2 separate regions of the Homo sapiens genome follow, and region 1 is linked to region 2. The links are chromatin contacts, found by Hi-C or POLR2A ChIA-PET in ENCODE. All regions are on one chromosome and are shown on one strand. The core of a region is the stretch at or near the end of the contact, and the rest is flanking DNA. Distances in the headings are between cores, read along the strand shown.

The links. Hi-C counts contacts between places; a loop is a spot of excess contacts on that map. ChIA-PET counts read pairs that join two places held with the same protein, here RNA polymerase II (POLR2A). Pooled maps may share reads with other maps.
Region 1: a loop to region 2 is called in a pooled map, with 5 times the contacts of the local background. The contact joins the promoter of MYDGF here to the promoter of MIR7-3HG in region 2. A Hi-C loop is called at or near these places in 6 of 50 pooled maps. POLR2A ChIA-PET finds 5 or more read pairs at or near these places in 2 of 52 experiments (GM12878 and H1).

What each region holds. Positions count from the first base shown.
Region 1 is chr19:4,667,244-4,672,231 of GRCh38, reverse strand. It overlaps MYDGF (myeloid derived growth factor), which reads left to right and starts at 1,890. Exons shown (of 6, transcript NM_019107.4): 1 at 1,890-2,071; 2 at 3,587-3,637. The coding sequence starts at 1,898. RefSeq lists a silencer at 1,501-1,890.
Region 2 is chr19:4,766,768-4,771,171 of GRCh38, reverse strand. MIR7-3HG (MIR7-3 host gene) reads right to left here and starts at 2,067. Exons shown (of 3, transcript NR_027148.1): 1 at 1,821-2,067; 2 at 1,415-1,542. MIR7-3 (microRNA 7-3) reads right to left here and starts at 502; the gene lies at 393-502. RefSeq lists a silencer at 1,341-1,635.

The DNA of each region.
Region 1 (4,988 bases), core at 641-3,140, 99 kb after region 2:
TATATGAATATATATAAGTATATATGAATATATGAATATATATATAAGTATATATGAATATATGAATATATATTCATATATATGAATATATGAATATATATTCATATATATGAATATATAAGTATATATGAATATATGAATATATAAGTATATATGAATATATGAATATATATTCACATATGTGAATATATGAATATATATTCACATATGTGAATATATGAATATATATATTCACATATGTGAATATATGAATATATATATTCACATATGTGAATATATGAATATATATATTCACATATGTGAATATATGAATATATATATTCACATATGTGAATATATGAATATATATATAGGAATGGGGTCTCACTATGTTGCCCAGAATGGTCTAGAACTCCTGAGGTCAAGCAATCCACCCACCTTGGCCTCCCGAAGGGTTGGAATTACAGGCATGAAGTATCACGCCCGGCCAATAAATTTCCTAACGCAAGCAGGTATCCCAATTTAGAACAGGCTGCCACTGCAGAAAGGCAACTGGCTTGGACTTCTGTCATTGGCAGAGGAGTCAGCCTCCACGGGGATCCTTCTCACCTCCCTGGGGCTCACCACCCTCCGTAGCTATGGAGTAGAGTGATTTAATTCCTCAAAGGGTGAATTATAACCCATCTTAGGAGTCATCTATGACGTTTTCTCTCTGGATTCTGTTTTTTGCCAGTTGGGAAGGACTAGAAACACCAGCTTAATTATTGACCCCCCAGGCCTGGCCACTGGTGTTTTCTTGAAATGTTAAGCCATTTGTAACCAAAGAATGACTTCCTTCTCTAGTTGAAAACCTGGGATCTAATGATAGCAATAGCTACAATATATAATTCTCAGTTCATTCGTCCCGGTGTGGGAACTTAATTCCCTCACTTACTCCTCCCAACAACTCCTTGAGGTAGGGATTATTTTCTTTTTAACTTTTTATTTTGAAATAATTTTTGCCTCCCAGAAAATCTGCAGAAACTGTAGGGTTTCCTAATACGCTTCATCCAACTCCCCCTAATGTGAACATCGTCTGTAACCCCTAGGACAAGCCAGGTTATCAAAGCCAGGAAGTGAACACCCACATAATCCTATTAACAAATACACAGACTGATCGAGCGTGATGACTCACACCTGTAATCCCAGCACTTTGGAAGGCCGAGGCAGGCGGATCACTTGGGGTCAGGAGCTCAAGACCAGCCTGGCCAACATGGTGAAAACCTGTCTCTACTAAAAATACAAAAATTAGCCAGGGGTGGTGGTGAACACCTGTAGTCCCAGCTACTCGGGAGGCTGAGGCAGGTGCATCACTTGAACCTGGGAGGCGGAGAGTGCAGTGAGCCGAGATCGCGCCACTGCCCTCCAGCCTGGGCAACAAGAGGGAAACAAAAGCAAGCATCCTGCTTCTCATCCTACTTTCCCTCTGCTAATTTTGAATATCGATGCACACACATCTTGGCTGCAACGATTATGAGAAGTTCGCCTAATGGTGACCTTCGATTTCCCTCACTCCCTGTACATCTCCTAACTGAAAGAGCTGCAGTCAGTCACACGGCTGGTGAGGGACCCTGAGACCCCAAAACGAACTCCATTACCACCTGAGGGACCCTCCAAGGATCGCCGGGCTACGCAGGGTCCCTAGGGTACGAGGCCGCCCCCTCGGCGGCCCCGCCCCCTCGGCGGCCCCGCCCCCTCGGCAAAAGTCCCGCCCCCTCGACAAAGTCCCGCCCCCAAGATGGTGGCCCCGGGCGGTGGACAGGGCGGGGCGTGCCGGGTCACGTGGACAGCCGACGCCGACGTGGCCTCCGGCGGACGCTCCACGTGTCCCTCGCCGCGCCCCGTCTACCCGCCCCTGCCCTGAGGACCCTAGTCCAACATGGCGGCGCCCAGCGGAGGGTGGAACGGCGTCGGCGCGAGCTTGTGGGCCGCGCTGCTCCTAGGGGCCGTGGCGCTGAGGCCGGCGGAGGCGGTGTCCGAGCCCACGACGGTGGCGTTTGACGTGCGGCCCGGCGGCGTCGTGCATTCCTTCTCCCATAACGTGGGCCCGGGGGTACGTGCCACCGCCGTCCCGGATATTTGAGTGCTGGCAGGCCCGGGGAGGGGGCGCGGAGCATTGGGGGCGGGGCCCGAGGAGGGGGCGCGGACCGCGGAGGTGGGTACTGAAGAAGGGGTGCGGATTGTTAGGGTCGGAGGCTGAGTGGGGGGCGCGGGACCGTGAGGCCGGGGTCATCACTGGGGCAGGACTGAACTCATAGGGAGCGGGGCCTTGTGGGCCCCGGCGGCGTTGAGGGGGCGTGATCACCTGTCACCTGTCGCCTGCCTGGAGTGTCCAGGCACCCCTGCCCTCCAGACGCAGAGGTGGGGAGGGGTCAGTGATGGGAGCGGCAGGAGGCTAAAGGGCATCTGCCCTCCTGGGCCTGAAGGAAATCAGTCGCTGCAGCTCCGAAGAGGGAGGAAGTGCTCCTTCCTTCCATTGCACAAGGTCCCCCCTCACCGAGGGTGTGAGGCCGGGCCCTCAGCCCTGTACTCAGCTTGTCGGCAAAGTCCTTTCCCCTCTCAGCCTCCCTTTCCCCGCCTGTAATAACAGTATCTTTACTGTTTTTTGACTATTTCTTTTTAGACTTGCGTGCAGTGGCGGGATCTCGGCTCACTGCATCCTTAGCCTTCTGGGTTCAAGCAATTCTTCTGCCTCAGCCTCCCCAGTACCTGGGATTACAGACGTGTGCCACCACACCCGGATAATTGTTGTTGTTGTTGTTTGAGATGGAGCCTCACTCTGTCGCCCAGGCTGGAGTGCAGTGGCGCGATCTTGGCTCACTGCAACCTCTGCCTCCCAGGTTCATGCCATTCTCCTGCCGCAGCCTCCCAAGTAGCTGGGACTACTAATCTTTGTATTTTTAGTACAGATGGGATTTCACCATGTTAGCCAGGCTGGTCTTGAACTCCTGACCGCAGGTGACCCGCCCACCTCGGCCTCCCAAAGTGATGGGATTACAGGCGTGAGCCACTGTGCCAGGCCAGTTTGTTGACTACTTCCTTATAGTTAGGTGTGATGCCAAGTCCTTTATATGTTAGGCCCAAGTTACAGATGAGAAAATGCTTCACATAAAAAAGAGAAACAGAGAGAAACTAGAGGCTCAGAAAAGTTTTCACTTGTCCAGGTCCCATGGCAAAACCCATCTCTACAAAAATACGAAAAATTAGCCAGGTGTGGTAGCAGGTGCCTGTAATCCCAAGTACTCAGGAGGCTGAGGCAGGAGAATCGTTTGAACCCGGGAGGCAGAAGTTGCAGTGAGCTGAGATCATCCCACTTCAGCCTGGGCGACAGAACAAGACTCTGCTTCAAAAAAAAAAAAAAAAATTAGTCGGGTGTGGTGGTTGCGTACCTATTGTCTCAGTTACTTGAGAGGCTGAGGCAAGAGGATTACTCAAACCTGGGAGTTCGAGGCTGCAGTGAGCTGTCATTGTGCCCCTGCACTCCAGCTTGGGTGACAGCAAGACCCCGTCTCTTAAACAAAATAAAAATTTCCTTCTACCAAACCTTTTTTTTCCTTCCATTCTCTAGGACAAATATACGTGTATGTTCACTTACGCCTCTCAAGGAGGGACCAATGAGGTGAGTTGTTCAAAATTCCCTCTAGCTTACTGTGACAGTATCCATTGTTGTAGGGAGATGTTCTGTAGCAGACAGCAGGGTTGGGTCTCACCTATATCACCTTACACTCATTGAATGACTCTTCCTAAACCAATAAAAAGGGAGAGTATTGGCATTAAACAGTGACGACAGATTCTGCTGTTATTATTCTACAGAGCAAGCAAATGTCTGGACAGAAGGAGGGAGGGGAGATGGGAGTCTGCCATCCCCATGAGCATCTGTTGGGATGTTGTATTTTATGTGCAGTGCAACAAGTTATCACAGCTTAGGGGCTTAAAACAGCACCCATTTATTATCTCATAGCTTTGTAGGTCAGAAGTCTGGGTCAGCTCAGTTGTGTGCTTCATAAAACCAAACTCAAGGTATTTTGGGAGGCTGAGGCGGGCAGATCACCTGAGGTCAAAGTTCGAGACCAGCCTGGCCAACATGGCAAAACCTCATCTCTACTAAAAATACAAAAATTAGCTGGGCATGGTGGCACATGCCTGTAGTCCCAGCTACTCAGGAGGCTGAGGCAGGAGAATCACTTGAACCCAGGAGACGGAGGTTGCAGTGAGCCAAGATTGTGCCACTGCACTCCAGCCTGGGCAACAGAGCGAGACTCTGTCTCAAAAAATAAATAATAAATAAATAAAGGTATCACAGGCAAGGCATGGTGGCTCATGCCCCATCTCTACAGAAAATAAAAAAATTAGCCCAGCGTGGTGGCGTGCACCTGTGGTTCCAGCTACTTGGGAGACTGAGGTGGGAGGATCGCTTGAGCCCAGGAGGTCAAGGCTGTAGTGAGCCGTGATTGTGCTACTGGGCAACAGAGCAAGACCCTGTCTCAAAAAAAAAAAAAGTCTCTGGGCTGGGAGAAGAATCCTCTCCTTCAAGCTCTTAGTTGGCAGAATTCAGTTACTTGTGGTTCAGGGACCAAGGTCCCGGTTTCCTTGCTGGCTGTTGTCTCCAGCTGGTGGCAGAAGAGCCAGTAAAGATGATTTGGGCCAGGCACAGTGGCTCATGCCTATAATCCCAGCACTTTGGGAGGCCAAGGCTGGCGAATCACCTGAAGTCAGGAGCTCCAGACCAGCCTGGCCAACATGGTGAAACCCCGTCTCTACTAAAACTACAAAAATTAGCCGGGCGAGCCAGGCGCACTGGCTCATGCCTGTAATCCCAGCACTTTGGGAGGCCGAGGCGGGTGGATCACAAGGTCAGGAGATCGAGACCATCCTGGCTAACACGGTGAAACCCCGTCTCTACTAAAAATACAAAAAATTAGCCGGGTGTTTTGGTGGGCACCTGTAGTCCCAGCTACTGGGGAGGCTGA
Region 2 (4,404 bases), core at 818-3,317:
AAAGTGCTGGGATGACAGGCGTGAGCCACCCGGCCAAAAAAATAATAATTTTTTTTTTAATAGAAAAGTACCCTGAGAACTCTGGTCTAGGGAGGGCTTTAAATGTCATTCCCTCATTGGGTCTCCCAGGAAAGCGCCATAAGGTGGTTAGAGGTCTTGGGTTTAGAGTCAGGTATGTTCTATCTCCAGGCTTGTGGGGGCGTACGAGTGATGTGACAAACCCCATACATGGTGCATGGCTGTATGAGCACAGGATGTATGTCCTTGTTTGCTTCCCTCCTTTGCCTGTGCCTGTATCGCCTGGAGTGAGCCAGCCCCCCCACTCCGAGTGGAAGCGATTCTTCCCCGACCTCCCCGGTTCTCCCCCACTGGCCAGCCCATTGAAGGCGAAGGTCGAAGGGAGTCTGCGCTATGAGGCCGGCTGTGACTTGTTGTCGTAGTACATCAGAACAACAAAATCACTAGTCTTCCACACAGCACTAGACCACAGCCACTCTAATCTTCTTCACCACCCTCTGCCCCATGTCTGAGACCCCTGCCCAGCTCCTCCTTCTCACCTGAGCCAAGCTATGACACCTGAGTTTCCTGCCTCTGTGCTGCCTCCCTGTTTTCCATTCCCGGTTCTCCTGGAGAGAAGCAGGGTCTGATCTCCAAGGGCCCACCTCCCACCCAGGCACGTCAGAGACATGGGATTTGGAGTTGGACTGGTGGGGTTGACTTACAGCTTCACTTGTGGGCTGAGAGTCCCTGCGTGGGTTATTTTTCTGCCTTTCTCAGGGCCTTGGGTTCCCCAAATGTCACATGGGCACAGTAACACCCATGTCCTAGGGTTGAAGATGGCATGATATGATGTATGTAAAATGCTTGGCACAAGGTTTCTCACCGAAGTCTGGAAGAGACACCATAATGTCATCTTAGCAGGCAGCTGTTACCCCAGTGAGGTATCTTACCTGTTGAAAATTCCGGACTTGGGCCAGGCGCAGTGACTCACGCCTGTAATCCTAGCACTTTGGGAGGCTGAGGTGGACGGATGAAGAGGTCAAGAGTTTGAGACCAGCCTGGCCAACATGGTGAAACCCCGTCTCTACTAAGAATACAAAAATTAGCCGGGAGTGGTGGCATGTGCCTGTAATCCCAGATACTCGGGAGGCTGAGGCAGGAGAATCCCTTGAACCCAGGAGGCAGAGGTTGCAGTGAGCCGAGATCGTGCCACTGCACTCCAGCCTGGGCGACAGAGCAAGACTCCGTCTCGAAAAAAAAAGAAAATTGCAGACTTCTGTGTGTGCTTATCTGGAAAATACTTTGTTTAAAAATCCATTACATGAGGTGCAGGTCTCCAGAAATGCCAGGCACCTCAGACCACCCTCTCTCGTCCTCCCCCTGCAAAATCAGGGTCAAAGGGCTCTCCCGTTACCTGGAGGAGCTGTCCAGGGTTCTGGAGACGAAACGGAGCCCGCTGGGAACTGTCCTGAGCCCCGGTGCTGAAACAGATCGCGGTTCTCTTCTCGGACCTCCCGAGAGGCGCTGTCCGGATATTTGGTGCTGAAATAAATAGCATTCTCCTCCTTCGGTCGGTGGAGAGCTGTCCCTCGTGCTGAAGAAAACTTGATTTTCCTCTCTCTTTCCCCGTTCCCCCACCCCTCTTCGTTCTCGGTTCCTCCGATTCTTGGGAAACCCCACCCCCACTCAATTTATTTCCCCTCCTAGCTTCTTCCTGGGGAGCTTCAGAATGGCAATGGGGTGGCGGGGGGGAGACACAGAGGGGTCGCAACTAGCACTGATACCTGCTCCTCACCCTGTACCATGTCCCCAGAACTTACCTCCCAAGCAGTCAGCCCTGCTGGTCTCTGCTTTCCAGACCGTCAAACTTCGCCGTCTCTGTCCCTTTCTGGGAAAATGTCCATGCGCCAACCTGCAAACCAGCCTCATTCCCGGCATCCCACGTCCCTCAGACCACCCCTCCTCCCACGCAGCTGCGGGCCTCCCCCTCTGTGTGCCTCACCTGCTTCCAGTCTTGTTGGCAGATGCAGGTGTCCCGTGGCTGCCGAGGCGGGGACCTGCGCTTTTATAGGCTTCAGGGAAGGCGGAGCGCCAGGAATCCTGGGAGGGGCTTCCCCAACTGGCCAATGGGATTCCGCCTCAGAATGAAGCTCCAAAGATTACCTCATAGGTTGTGGCCCACGCTTCAGAATAAAAGTCTGGCATCTGCCCAAAAACTGGGCTAGGGGATTTTTTCGGATGGGGAAGGAGCATTCATTGTGGACCATGGAGTCTCCCCACTCTCTCCAATCCCCTCCTGGGTTCCTGAGCTCCAAGTTCGTTCAGGTGTCCTGGCTGGTACCTGTTTCTTCCCATTCCCAATTTTTGCTATTGCTCCTGGTTCAGGAAAGAAAAAGCTGGTAAACTGTTTTGGGAAAAAATAAGGGATGTGGAGAATATTAAAGTCCAGTTCCACCTAGGGCAACTGACGTCTGTGAAAATGGAGGGCTCAGAAGACTCTGGGGCAGAGGTGGGACTTAAGCCTGAAGCTTTTGATTCCTTAACTCAAAACCCAATTTATAAAATTCAGCTTATTGTAGTGCTATACTGGGCAGGCTCTGAACCAAAAAACGAAGAAACTGGGGTTCAAGTTCAGATTTTTCTTCTCCTTCCTTTGGGACATTGGGCACAGTTGTGCCTCAGTTTTTGCAACTGTGAAGTAGTGATAATAGTAGAGTATTTGCTGAGGAACTAATGATATGGTGTGGATTGCATGTTAGAAATAATCAGGGCAGGGGCTAATGTGAGTTGGGTGAGGCACCAGCCTCAGGTGCAAAACTTAAAGGGGCACCAAAAAACTCAATAATCAAGGTAAATAATATTTCAGGCCAGGTGCAATGGCTCATGCTTGTAATCTGAGCACTTTGGGAGGCCAAGGTGGGAGGATCACTTGAGGCCAGGATTTCAAGATGAGCCTGGGCAACATAGTGAGACCCCGTTTCTGAGAGAGAAAGAGGGAGAGAGGGAGAGAGAAAGAGAGAAACAGAGAGAGAGAGAGAGAGAGAGAGAGAGAATGGCACCTGTGGTCTCAGCTACTTGGGAGGCTGAGGTGAGAGGATCACTTGAGGCCAGGAGGTCGAAGCTGCAGTGAGTTATGATTGCACCACTGCACTCCAGCCTAGGTGACAGAGCAAGACCCTGTCTCAAAAAAAAATCGATGCAATGTTTTAAGAAATCAAAATGTATGCCAAAATCCACAATGAACAAAATATCAAAAATGTAAATAAAGGCAGAACCAGCCTTTCTGACTTTTCCTTTTGCCTGAGGTCCCAATATGGCTTGGCATGGCACTAGCAATCATGTCTGTTTACGGTAAGTTTTCTAATAATGCAGCTGTTATTCTTTCCTGATCTATTCCACCCATTTATTTGCTCAACAAACTTGTTGTACTAGGCACTGGAGATACATACATGAATTCAGCAACCAACCTTGCCTTTAGGGAGGGTAAAGACATGAAAACTCTGCTCACATGTTGGTATGGGCATTGGGTTGAAGGAACAGTCAGTGTAAGGGCCCTGGTGGGGGTGGGGGAAAGAACAGGCCCTGGGGGGTGAGCAAGCATAGAAGGGACAGTTAGGATATAAATCAGGGACAGCTGTACAGGACCTGATCATTCAGGCCAGGACAAAAGTGAAGTTCCTCAGGTTGCACAGGAAGACCTGCCACCCTTTCTCTCTCCCCTTCCCTAAGCTTTTACTCTGTGCCAGGGTCAGTGCCAGACATTCTACCTGCTGAGTGATCTGAAGGCCTCAGGGCAGCCCCATGAGATAGATCCCAGCCAGGTGCGTTGACTCACCCCTGTAATTCCAGCACTTTGGGAGGCCGAGGCGGGTGGATGACCTGAGGTCAGGAGTTCGAGACCAGCTTGGCCAATATGGTGACACCTCGTCTCTACTAAAAATACAAAAATTAGCCGAGTGCGGTGGCGGGTGCCTGTAGTCCCAGCTACTACAGAGGCTGAGGCAGGAGAATCGCTTGAACCCGGGAGGCAGGGGTTGCAGTAAGCCAAGATCATGCCACTGCACTCCAGCCTGGGTGACAGAGCGAGACCTTGTATAAAAAAAATAAAAATAATAAAAAAATTGAAAAAGGGCCGGACATGGTGGCTCACGCCTGTAATCCCAGCACTTTGGAAAGCAGAGGTGGGTGGATCACCTGAGGTCGGGAGTTTGAGAACAGCGTGACCAACATGGAGAAACCCTGACTCTACTAAAAATACAAAATTAGCCGGCATGGTGGCACGTGCCTCTAATCCCAGCTACTTGGGAGGCTGAGGCAAGATAATCGCTTGAACCCAGGAGGTGGGGGTTGCAGTGAGCCAAGATTGTGCCACTGCACTCCAGCCTAGGCAATAAGAGCAAAACT